Linked DNA regions of Homo sapiens: region 1 is linked to region 2. A link is an interaction called in ENCODE POLR2A ChIA-PET data of the cell type or tissue named here. Cell type or tissue: A673. All regions are shown on one strand. Links, peaks and the distances in the headings refer to the core of each region. The heading gives the core; the rest is flanking DNA. Region 1 overlaps APPL2 (adaptor protein, phosphotyrosine interacting with PH domain and leucine zipper 2). Region 2 overlaps C12orf75 (chromosome 12 open reading frame 75).

The links. ChIA-PET counts read pairs that join two places held together with the same protein. Peaks named below come from ENCODE experiments on the same cell type or tissue, not always from the same donor. Only the 100,000 strongest peaks of a DNase experiment are listed, where the experiment ranks them.
Region 1: POLR2A ChIA-PET joins it to region 2 with 16 read pairs; 9 of 35 experiments call an interaction of 5 or more read pairs at or near these places.

Annotation. Positions count from the first base shown.
Region 1 is chr12:105,198,872-105,204,206 of GRCh38, reverse strand. It overlaps APPL2 (adaptor protein, phosphotyrosine interacting with PH domain and leucine zipper 2), which reads left to right. Exons shown (of 21, transcript NM_018171.5): 9 at 422-504; 10 at 4,676-4,834. Among named protein-coding and RNA genes, the nearest start is that of APPL2, 35 kb to the left of the region's middle. RefSeq lists enhancers at 3,726-4,226, 4,227-4,727. In A673, for the core only: no CTCF peak of the experiment used is centred there; no DNase peak of the experiment used is centred there.
Region 2 is chr12:105,346,666-105,352,043 of GRCh38, reverse strand. C12orf75 (chromosome 12 open reading frame 75) reads right to left here. Exons shown (of 6, transcript NM_001145199.2): 2 at 3,418-3,442. Among named protein-coding and RNA genes, the nearest start is that of C12orf75, 19 kb to the right of the region's middle. In A673, for the core only: no CTCF peak of the experiment used is centred there; no DNase peak of the experiment used is centred there; H3K27ac peaks cover 493 bases.

The DNA.
Region 1 (5,335 bases), core at 336-5,335, 150 kb after region 2:
CAGTTCATACCTAATGGGCAGATTTGTAAAAGTCATGGCTGTAGAAGAATGCAAACTGGAGCTGCTCAGGGTGGGATGGTGCAGATGCCACTAATACACAGAAATGTTCTTCTTCCCCTCTCCCATACCCCTGCCCTCCAGGGTTTGTCAGGGGACCCAGACTTTCTGGGAAGTGAATATTAGACAGGAGTTACAGGAAGTAAGGAATCCCTTCCATTGGCACCCAAAAGCCAGCAACTGTGGTTTCAGTTTCAAAGTGCATAGTGCTCAGGTGTAGACTCAGTAGAGATGCTGCCAGTGCCGCGTGCGAGGCGGGCCAGCCAGCTGTGATGGCTGCCCTCACGCTGCCTGTCTCACCTTCAGTGAGTTCACTGATCACTTCCCTGGATGATTTTCAGAATATTATAATTATATCTTTCAGATTAACTTTTTTAAGAAGGGAGCAGAGATGTTTTCCAAACGTATGGACAGCTTTTTATCCTCCGTTGCAGACATGGTTCAAAGGTAATGCTGCACTCCGGCCGGGTCTTGTGTGCCCCTTGCCTTTCATGCTGATCTGACATCTCTGGGAGGTCACGGGGAGGGTTCTAACTGTGGAGGGTCGCACAGAGCCTCTGTCCACCCCAGAAATGCTCGCTAACAGTGCCCTTGCCTTAGCTGCCAATATTCATAAATATCTGGGGCACATTGGCAGAGTTTTCTCCAGATCTCTTGTTGTGAATATTGGAGTTTCACATGTCACAAGCCTGGGAACCCAGCTTAGCTTTGCTGTGGTTTTAGAAGAGCTCTTGACTTTCTTTGAGAGTACGTGGCAGTAGCAGATGGAAGTGCTGTCACTTTTCAGGAAACTCTGACCAGTGCATTAATTTATAATAGGTAAAGGAGGGATAGAGCCTTTTTGGAATTAATTTTAAAAACTGTATTTGCTTATTTTAAGAAATACAACATCACTGTCTTCAGTAGTTGAGTAACTGCCACACTAACTGGAGGCTGTGGGCGCCCTGCCACCCGCCCCTCCCCAGCTTCCATGACAGAGCTCTGAGGGGGGCCCCGGCCCCTGCAGCCTCAGGCTTGGTCCATCCGGAGCACAGCATGGGCTTCCCAAGCGCTTGCGACGAGTTCTGGAGTACAGAAATAGGTCCGTGTGTGTGTGTGTGTGTGTGTGTGTGTGTGTGTGTGTGTGTGTGTGTGTGTGTAGTTGACAAATAGACAAAATGGAAATAATGAATAGGAATTTTATTTCATGTGGATACACGAAGAGAAAGTTGCTCATTTTCTTGAAGATGTTGCATTTCACCACACCTCATGAAGGCTAAACAAGGGAATTGATCTAGGTAGAAGTCTATCTGAAATGCTCCAAAAATAATCAGTCCCAAGAAAAACCAGTGCTGAGCATTGAGACAGATGCAAAGCAAGTTGAGAGCATATACCCCTACCTGAAAGTCACTGAGCTGTTTAGCTCTGAATAATTGGCAGCAGTGAGTGATGTAGCTTTTATTTATAATTATGCTAGAAACCAACTTGTGAAATCTGATTGCAGTTTCTTGCCTTTTAATTTATTTGGTTCTTAGCCCCTGGGAATGTTAGGAGGAGGTAGAAGATGAGAGGCTATTAAATGGTCACTTTGTAAAAGTATCCTCTGTCCCTCATCTTTCACTGTCTCTTCCTCATCCTGCTTTAACTCTCAGAATTCCTCGCACTTCTGTGTTTCTGGAAGAACCATCTATGCCTCAATTTTTTTCACACACCTGATTATTTTCTGAATGGGTAGCAGGACATTTGTGCCCATGCGTGTGAGTTGCCATGGTTTCCTCTTTCTGCAGATCCTAGAGCCTCTGTCTTCCCTTCTTGTCAGCATTTCCATTAACCATTATTAGGCCAACCCAAGTATAGCACCAGCCATCCTGAGAGAACCACAACCCGGGCATTAACGTCAGGGTCTGCGCCCGGGCTACATGGCCTTCTCTGTGCAGGCTGGGGCTGGTTCTGTGAGTTACCCCCTCTGTCTGACAAGCTGTATTTAGTTATGGGGTGACAGGCAGCTGATGGGGTTTCCAAACTGAACCTTGCAGCACTTGATTCAGATAGCTAAAGTACTGTTTTGAATGCTATTTTTCCTGTAATTTTAAATTTCATGTTGGTGAGTAAATATGACCACTTTTCTCCAAACCAAGGGATGGTTTTGCTGCAGCATTGCCATGCATGAGCAGCCAGCCCACCCAGGGAGGCCTCAGAGCAGGATCTGGTGGTGGCCCTGAAGCTGTGCAGCCCTTCCCCGGGGGATGATGCCACAGGTGCTCTGTGCTTTCCAGGTGGGGGTGGATTCAGAACCCAGTGGTGGGAATCCAGACAGCGTGGCATGGTTTCCAGCCACCCTGCAGAGCTTTCTTTATTCCCTAACCCTATAGTGATACAGTTCTACCTTTCTGCGGCTCATATCTATATATCAACAGATATATATAATTTTATATATATGTGTGTGTGTATATATATACATGCTTTTTTTTGTTGTTTTATCTGTGAAGAGAACCAGTTGAAAGCAGTTAATTTTGACCCTGTTCCTTTGGTTCCTGGGAACCTTGGATGAGCTCCCAGTGTTTGAGCCTGAGTCTGTGTGGGGTGGGGGAGGGGAAGGCAGGGCAGCTACTAAAAATCTCCTGGAGTTGTACGCAAGAAGCCACGTTGGTGCCCGTGTCTTTCTGGGGACAGGATCCTTCTCTTGTATCACATCTTCAAAGAGGTTTCTCACCCATAAAAGCTGACCCTGAGCTCTTGACAGGCTCTTGGTCCCTCCTTCCCCTTCTCTCCTCCCCCGTTCTATGTGCTGAGCTTGGTCTTCCACGTTCCATTCTCTCAGCCGGGGCAGTGACAAGCAGGCGAAGCTAATGAGGTTTGTCCTCTAGCTTACCTGTCTTAAGGCCACCAATGGTAGAGTCCCTCATCATCCCAGTCAAATGTCAGAAAAGCCAAAATCGAGCTGCATTAAAGAAGAGGGGCTGACCAGGAGCAGTGGCTCACACCTGTAATCCCAGTACTTTGGGAGGCCAAGATGGGTGGGTCACTTGAGGCCAGGAGTTCAAGACCAGCCTGGCCAACATGGTGAAACCCCTTCTCTACTAAAAATACAAAAATGAGCTGGGTGTGGTGGTGCATGCCTGTAATCCCAGCTGTTTGGGAGGCTGAGGCATGGGAATCGCTTGAACCCAGGAGGCGGAGGTTGTAGTGAGCGAAGATCATGCCACTGCACTCCAGCCTGGGTGGCGGAGCAAGACTCTCTCAAAATGAATAGATTAGATAGATAGGATAGATAGATAGATAGATAGATAGATAGATAGATAGATACATACATACATACATACATACATACATACATACGTAGAGAGTGGGGGAATATGGAATGTCCAAGCCCAACGTTCCTTACCTCCAGAAGAGAGAGAATCCTGAGGTGCTCATGTGGAGAAACACTGGCCCCCTGTTTGCTTCTGATTTTAACCTTGTGGTTGCCGTGTCTCCTGTAACACAGTGCAGAGGAACACCTCCTCTAAATTGTGATTTCTCAGATGGATGGGCCCCGTTGGGCAGATTGTGTTTAGGACTTTGTAACCAAGACTGTCACTAGTGGGTGGGGTGGCCTGGTGCGGTCTAGCTCAGTAGGGGAAAAGGGCAGCCACCATTTCCACACCTCAGCACACACCTCCATGAAAGCCAGGGGCTAATGTCCCAGAGCCAGGCCATCCGCCCACTTACCCCTGTGTGGGCAGCCCTTGGCCTGCTAGCCTATGAAGCCTCAGGGCAGAACTATGGCTGTTAAAAAAGGAAAAGCATTGCCTTTGGCTTTGTTGTTGCACCTTAGTACCACTTCCTGGTCATTTTCCTGTCACCACCACTCCTGCCTAAACCAAGAGCAGGGGAGGCATGACTACCATTTCATTCCTTCCTTTATGGAACTTGCTTAGGCTGCCTGTGTGAGCAGCCCTGGAGGATGGGCTTCTCAAAGCTTTTCTCCAAAAATTTCCATCAACGGTGCTGAGCATGGATACCTCTGTCAGCAGCAAAACTGTTTAGCTGGGTTCAGCCGGGCGCGGTGGCTCACGCCTGTAATCCCAGCACTTTGGGAGGCCGAGGCAGGCGGATCACAAGGTCAGGAGATCGAGACCGTCCTGGCGAACACGGTGAAACCCCGTCTCTACTAAAAATACAAAAAAAAAAAAAAAAACAAAATTAGCCGGGCATGGTGGCGAGCGCCGGTAGTCCCAGCTACTCGAGAGGCTGAGGCAGGAGAATGGCATGAACCTGAGGGGCGGAGCTTGCAGTGAGAGGAGATCGCGCCACTGTACTCCAGCCTGGGCGACAGAGCGAGATTCCATCTCAAAAAAAAAATAAAAACAACAAAAAAAAAGACTGTGTAGCTGGGTTCAAGCATAGTTCAATGGCATTCCTTAGGTTCTGTTTTAAAACAGCAGTCATATAAACACATTTACTACTGCAAAATTGAGTCCCTGTGATTCATAGTTTTCAGGGCCTAAGGGTAGAGGGTTGTGGCCCTGTAGGAGGCTGGCAGCTCCATCTGTAAGGCCGGAAGCTTTGCGGGGGTGGAGTGATGGCTGCCAGTGGCTTCTTAGTAGTGCTGGGTTGGCCAGCAGTGAGTAACTGACCCAACACCTTCTGTCTTAAGCATTCAGGTAGAACTGGAAGCCGAGGCGGAAAAGATGCGGGTGTCCCAGCAAGAATTACTTTCTGTTGATGAATCTGTTTACACTCCAGACTCTGATGTGGCCGCACCACAGATCAACAGGAACCTCATCCAGAAGGCTGGTTACCTTAATCTTAGAAAGTGAGAACGCCACCGTCTGCCTCTTTTTCTGAAATCCGTTTTCCCTAAGAGGTGGCTGAAAAGCAATCTTACGTGCCTCATTAAAGTCAGAGGGAGGTGGGTGGGTGAGACTGGGAAGAACTCCCATCACAGCAGCCCTCCCACTTGCAACACAGGAAACCTCTGGGGCCCAGGCGCCAAACTGCACTAAGAGATGGGGCTGGAAACGAGTCCTCTAAGAGCCTGGTGCTGTGGACTCTGGTCACTGTGGCCATGTGCAAACAGACCACTCTTAACTGTTGCCGTCCTGGACCACTGACAGTTTTTATCCCCTCATGCCACTTCCCCCACACCAGCTGGCAGATGAGAGCCATGTGCTGGAGACCTACCTGCAAGGCCAGAGGCAAGGTCAGGAGGCTTTTAGAGTCAGTTCGATTCATACTGATTGAGTCACACATTTACCACTCAGGTCTTTAAGTGTCCGTTTTGAATGGAAGGGATGATCAGGTTTAAGTATTTCTG
Region 2 (5,378 bases), core at 92-5,091:
GTATCACCTCTTCTCCTTTCCCTCTGCTATCTGACCCTCTTGTAGCCTCACTTCCATTATTCCTCTGTGCCTGCACCCTCCCTCATCCCATGTGTCACACTGCTTTGGGAGTTACTGCCCTAAAACTCAAACATAATCATTTAATTCCTCCACCTTAAAATCTCTATCAGCCCTTGAATGCATAAAAAAAAACAAGCACGATTATTGGCCTTGCACCCAAGGCCCTTCACAAGCCAGCCCTGCCCATCAACCTCATCTTTCACTTCTGCCCAGACTGTACCACAGGCACAGGCTCCAGGGGACACCACCTGGCTGGCTGGTCCCAGACCTACTGTCCTCTGGCACTCCCATGCCTTTTTTCATGCTTGTCCTCTGCCATGGGTTGCCATTTTTCTCCTTTTCTGCATGAACTCTTGTTCATCCTTCAATTCCAAGACCAGCATTAAATTCTGAACACTGGAATAATTAGCACTTACCACACTGTATTTTGGTCCCTAGTAGACAGTGAACTACTTCAGGACAGATACATCATTTTATTTATTATTATATACTGACTTCTCACCTATAGAAAACAGCAAATAAATAAGAAAAACGAGTAGTAAAAATTGCAGACCTTTCCTAGAGAATTGATTTTTTAAATATATAGTATTTCTGGCTTCCAAAAATAACAACCATTTTCCCACAAAGACTTTCCTGTGGTCTGCATAATATTGTGTTTGCCCTATTCTAAGTTCTTTACTCTCAGTACTTATTCTACTATTTTGGCCAATCCTTCTGGTTTGGGAATCAGTCTGTTTAGATTTTAAAAAAAAATTTTAATGTGCATAATAAAAAAATTAAGTGTCATCTTAATTTCTTAGCTCGTCATTCATTCATGGCATCACCTAATATTACAGTCAAGATTTATAAATCTATAGCTTCCACTTAAAAAATTGAACGTGCCTGAATATACCTTTTGTGTAAGGAAAAGTAATATTATAATGTTCTTTAACTTTTTCCAGGTAAATCCACTGCATTTGTTTTTAAAAGGTCATTTATTTAATAAATTACTTTATTTTAAAGTTATAGGACATAGAATGAGGTATAGTCAAGGGAAATCTGAAGAATTCAGGATTCTAAATAGTGAAATAGTTAAGTAGTTAAATGGCATCTCGCATCCTGGAACGGTTAATTCTGTTGACAAAATCATCACTAAATTTTATTAGAAAAAGAAAGATGTCATGAAATCACTCTGTCCTTGAAAAGCAATGATGGAACTGATTCAACAACTATTTATTCAACACAAACTATGATCAAAGCATGACATGAATAACTCTAGAGCACAATAAAATGGGTAAGGTATTGCCCCACTCTCAATCCTCAAGGGAAAAAAGACAAGAACATGAAGAACTACGATATAAACCCAACACGATGCCCCACAAGAAAGGTCCAAAATGCTGTGAAGGTTCTGAGGAGAAAGACACACTATGCAGCTCAGAGAGCCAGGAAATACTTCTCACAAAGGATAACACACATGCCCTACAGAACAGATGTCATTTCTATAAACAGAAAGGGAAAGGGAAAGGGCCACTCCAGGCAGTGGGCACAGCAAAACACAAGGACAGGAGCAAGAAGCATGAGGTCGCAGAAGCCCCTGAGAACAGTGGCCTGAAGAAGCTCTGCACAGCCCTCCCAGCCCTGGGCTCTGCTCACTCTCCACTGTAGCATCTCCTCCCACGCCATGCGAGCCAGTCGGTTTGAGGCTAAAACATAAATGCTCTTCCTATTCCTAATAAATCCTGGGTTCAGTCCAGAGGACGATGGGAATAATTGAAAGGTTTTGAGCAGAGGTCCTATGCAAGTGCAGGGCAGTGCTTGAGGAAAATTAATCTGGCAACACATATAGAAATTGAAGGGAGAGACTGAAGGAGAAACCAAAATATTGCAATAATAGGAATACGGTCAGGGTGCAGTATTCACTGTTGCTAAATGTTTACGTAATAAACTCCAACACAGCAAACAGGAGCTAGAAGCCATCAATTACTGCTTCCTTTGTATCTAAAGTCCTAATTTTAAAATGCATATTTAAATATTTAATTCCCAGAAAGCTTTACAATCCCATTCTCATCTTCTCTAAATTCTTTGTAATAAGAAATAAGAAAGTCTGACTCTTTTTTTTCTTTTTTTTGAGACAGAGTCTGGCTCTGTCACCCAGGCTGGAGTGCAGTGGTGTGATCTCGGCTCACTGCAACCTCCACCTTCCCAGTTCAAGCAATCCTCCTGCCTCAGCCTCCCAAGTAGCTGGGATTACAGGGGCCCACCACCATGCCTGGCTAATTTTTTGTATTTTTAGTAGAGACAGGGTTTCACCATGTTGGCCAGGTTGGTCTTGAACTCCTGACCTCAAGTGATCCACCCGCCTCAGCCTCCCAAAGTGCTGGGATTACAGGCATGCGCCACCATACCTGGCCCTATTTTTGGTATTTGACCATTGAAGGCTTTTGAGCCCCATCACTCCCCTTTTGCCCCACATCTGTGTAAGCCAATAAGAAAGTGGGGGCACTTCTTCCCTGTGCCAGCAGGAAGATCAAACCTCTGCCCATTCATAAGTAGCCTCACCCCAGCCCACTCTCCAACCAAAATAAAAACTAGACCCGTTTGGATGGCTGCCCTGCTCTCCCCAGAAAGCCTCATGTGAGCAATACATCTTTCCACACCCTCCTGAGATGTGGTGAATCAGTCTTGACACCCAACCCAGTTTTGGGTGGGAGAGTTGATCCCACCCTTCACTGGGTAACCAGAAATACTCTTAAAGAGTGAACTGCTGTAGTGTCCTTGCTATAGCTAGATTAGAGGCAGGAGGATGCAGAGAGAAGGGGCATGGAAATCCTGAATGCTCCTGAGCTCCAGATCTCTCCACAGGGAGATGCCCATTATTAAATGCCCTGTGCTCTAAAGATAGCTCAATGGTGACTATGTTGAATGGCCCTATATATTCATTCGAATATCTAGTTATCAACTTTAAAACAATTCAATGTACACTTGGTAACTGCTTGGCCCCAGCCTTTCCTCCCCAGCTAACTCTAAAACACTGCGTAGTCATAGGAGCTACATGCTTATTTCTCCTATAATCACTTGCTTTTAACTAAAAGAAAAAAAAAATCTCTATACCAGTTGGGATGGAAAACACAATTCAACATTTCCCCTTCTTAAGATCCTGAGTTAAAGTGCCCAGGCAACTGAAAAGCTAATGAAAAGCACAAAGAACCCTCTCTGAATAGCACTTTAGTTACAACGATCATCTTGACATGTGCATTATACACAAAGTATTTCCATGTCTTTTCAGCCATACCCACAGAGATCTAAAGGTCATAATCATGAAAAACAGCAACTTCCTCAGAAAGACAGCTTATAAAATCATTAATATTCAATACTTACACATCTTTGGCTGCTCCTGCAGGGCCTAGAGAAAAAAAGAAGATAGGTTTGTATTGGTGTGATAGTATTGCTACAAAAATGTTGTCTAATACCTAATTAAAATACAGTAATATTCCTGAAGAGAAAATGGGTTTAAAAAAATTTTCAAAAACAGAGAAAGGAGGGCAAAAAAATCATAAAATTCAAATCTTTTTTTTTTTTTTTTTTTGTTTCAGATACAGTCTCACTTCGTTGCCCAAGCTGGAGTGCAGTGATGCAATCTCGGCTCACTGCAACCTCTGCCTCCTGGGCTCAAGTGATCCTCACACCTCAGCCTCCTGAGTAGCTCGGAATACAGGTGCATACCACCATGCCTGGTTAATTTTTGTATTTTTTCTTGAGATGGGGTTTCACCATGTTGCCCAGGCTGCTCTCCAACTCCTGGGCTTAAGCAATCCTCCCACCTTGATTGCCCAAAGTGCTAGGATTACAGGCATGAGCCACTGCACCGGGCCTCAAATTCCAATCTTAAATTTCAAATTTAGTTTAAGTTTCAAATCTTAGCTTTGGAATCTATTCCACCCATCTTTAACAGTTCCTGTAAATTACAAGGTGCCAGTTCTGAAAAAGATTTTACAGATCACATTAATCCAACCTCACATTTTATGAATTTTAAAACTGGTAGACTTCGAGAAACATTTTCTTTTTTAAGCCATACACCTTTTAAGTTGGTGTCTGCACGGCAGGTTAAGTCAAACTGTGCGCTAATGCAAGCAATGGACTAAATTAATTAGGAAGCCTCAAACACACCAGCCTAGCTCCAAAAAGAGTCACATGCATCTCTAACTCTGCTCCCATTGGCTTCCCATCTGTGATGGTTAATACTGAGCGTCTACTTGATTGAACTGAAGAATGCAAAGTATTATTCCTGGCTGTGTCTGTGAGGGTGCTGACAAAGGAGATTAACATTTGAGTCAGTGGACTGGGAGAGGCAGACCCACACTTAATCTGGGTGGGCCCCATCTAATCAGCTATCAGCACAGCTAGAATAAAGCAGGCAGAAGAAGGTGGAAAGAGCAGACTTGCTGAGCTTTCTGGCCTTCATCTGTCTCCCATGCTGGATGCTTCCTGCCCTCGAATATCGGACTCCATGTTCTTCAGCTTTCAGACTCTTGGACTTAGACCAGTAGTTTGCCAGGGGCTCATGGGCCTTCAGCTATAGACTGAAGACTGCACTGTTGACTTCCCTACTTTTGAGGTTCTGGGACTCGGACTGGCTTCCTTGCCCCTCAGCTTGCAGACGGCCTATTGTGAAACTTCACCTAATGATCATGTGAGTCAGTCCTCCTTAATAAATTCCCCTTCATACATTCATCTATCCTATTAGTTCTCTCCCTCTGGAGAACCCTAATACACCACCCATGTGACAAAAACAGCTCATCTCTTCTGGTCTCCATCCCCATTACTTCTCGCAGATTCTCTGCCCACATTTCCTCCTCCCAATATCTTTATCTGGGAGGCACAGGACTTGGTTCCAACTCCTACAAGATATATGGTATTAAGCATCCTTTAACCTCTTAAAACCTCACCTCCCTTATGTCAAATGAGGGTAAAAGGTATCTTTCTCAAAGGTTATTGTGAAGATTTAAAAAGACAATGTGTAAAAAGACAATGTAAACACTTAACACAAAGCTGGCACATAAAAATAGCAAACTAAGTTATTATTAGACGTCACACTTAATATTTCAATTTCGATATATATTAAATAGAAATTAAAATAACTTCTGCACAAGTCACAGAGGTGTAAAAATAAAGGAAGATGTGCTACAAAGTAAGTAAATAAGTCTGTGGGTAAAGTTATTGCCAAATTGCAAGAACAATCAAACAATGATATTCATTTTGCATCTGTAATACTGCAAATTAAAAGCTGATCCTAAAGATAATTGAGGCTATGTCTCAAACGAATTCTTTTAAGGCTTTGA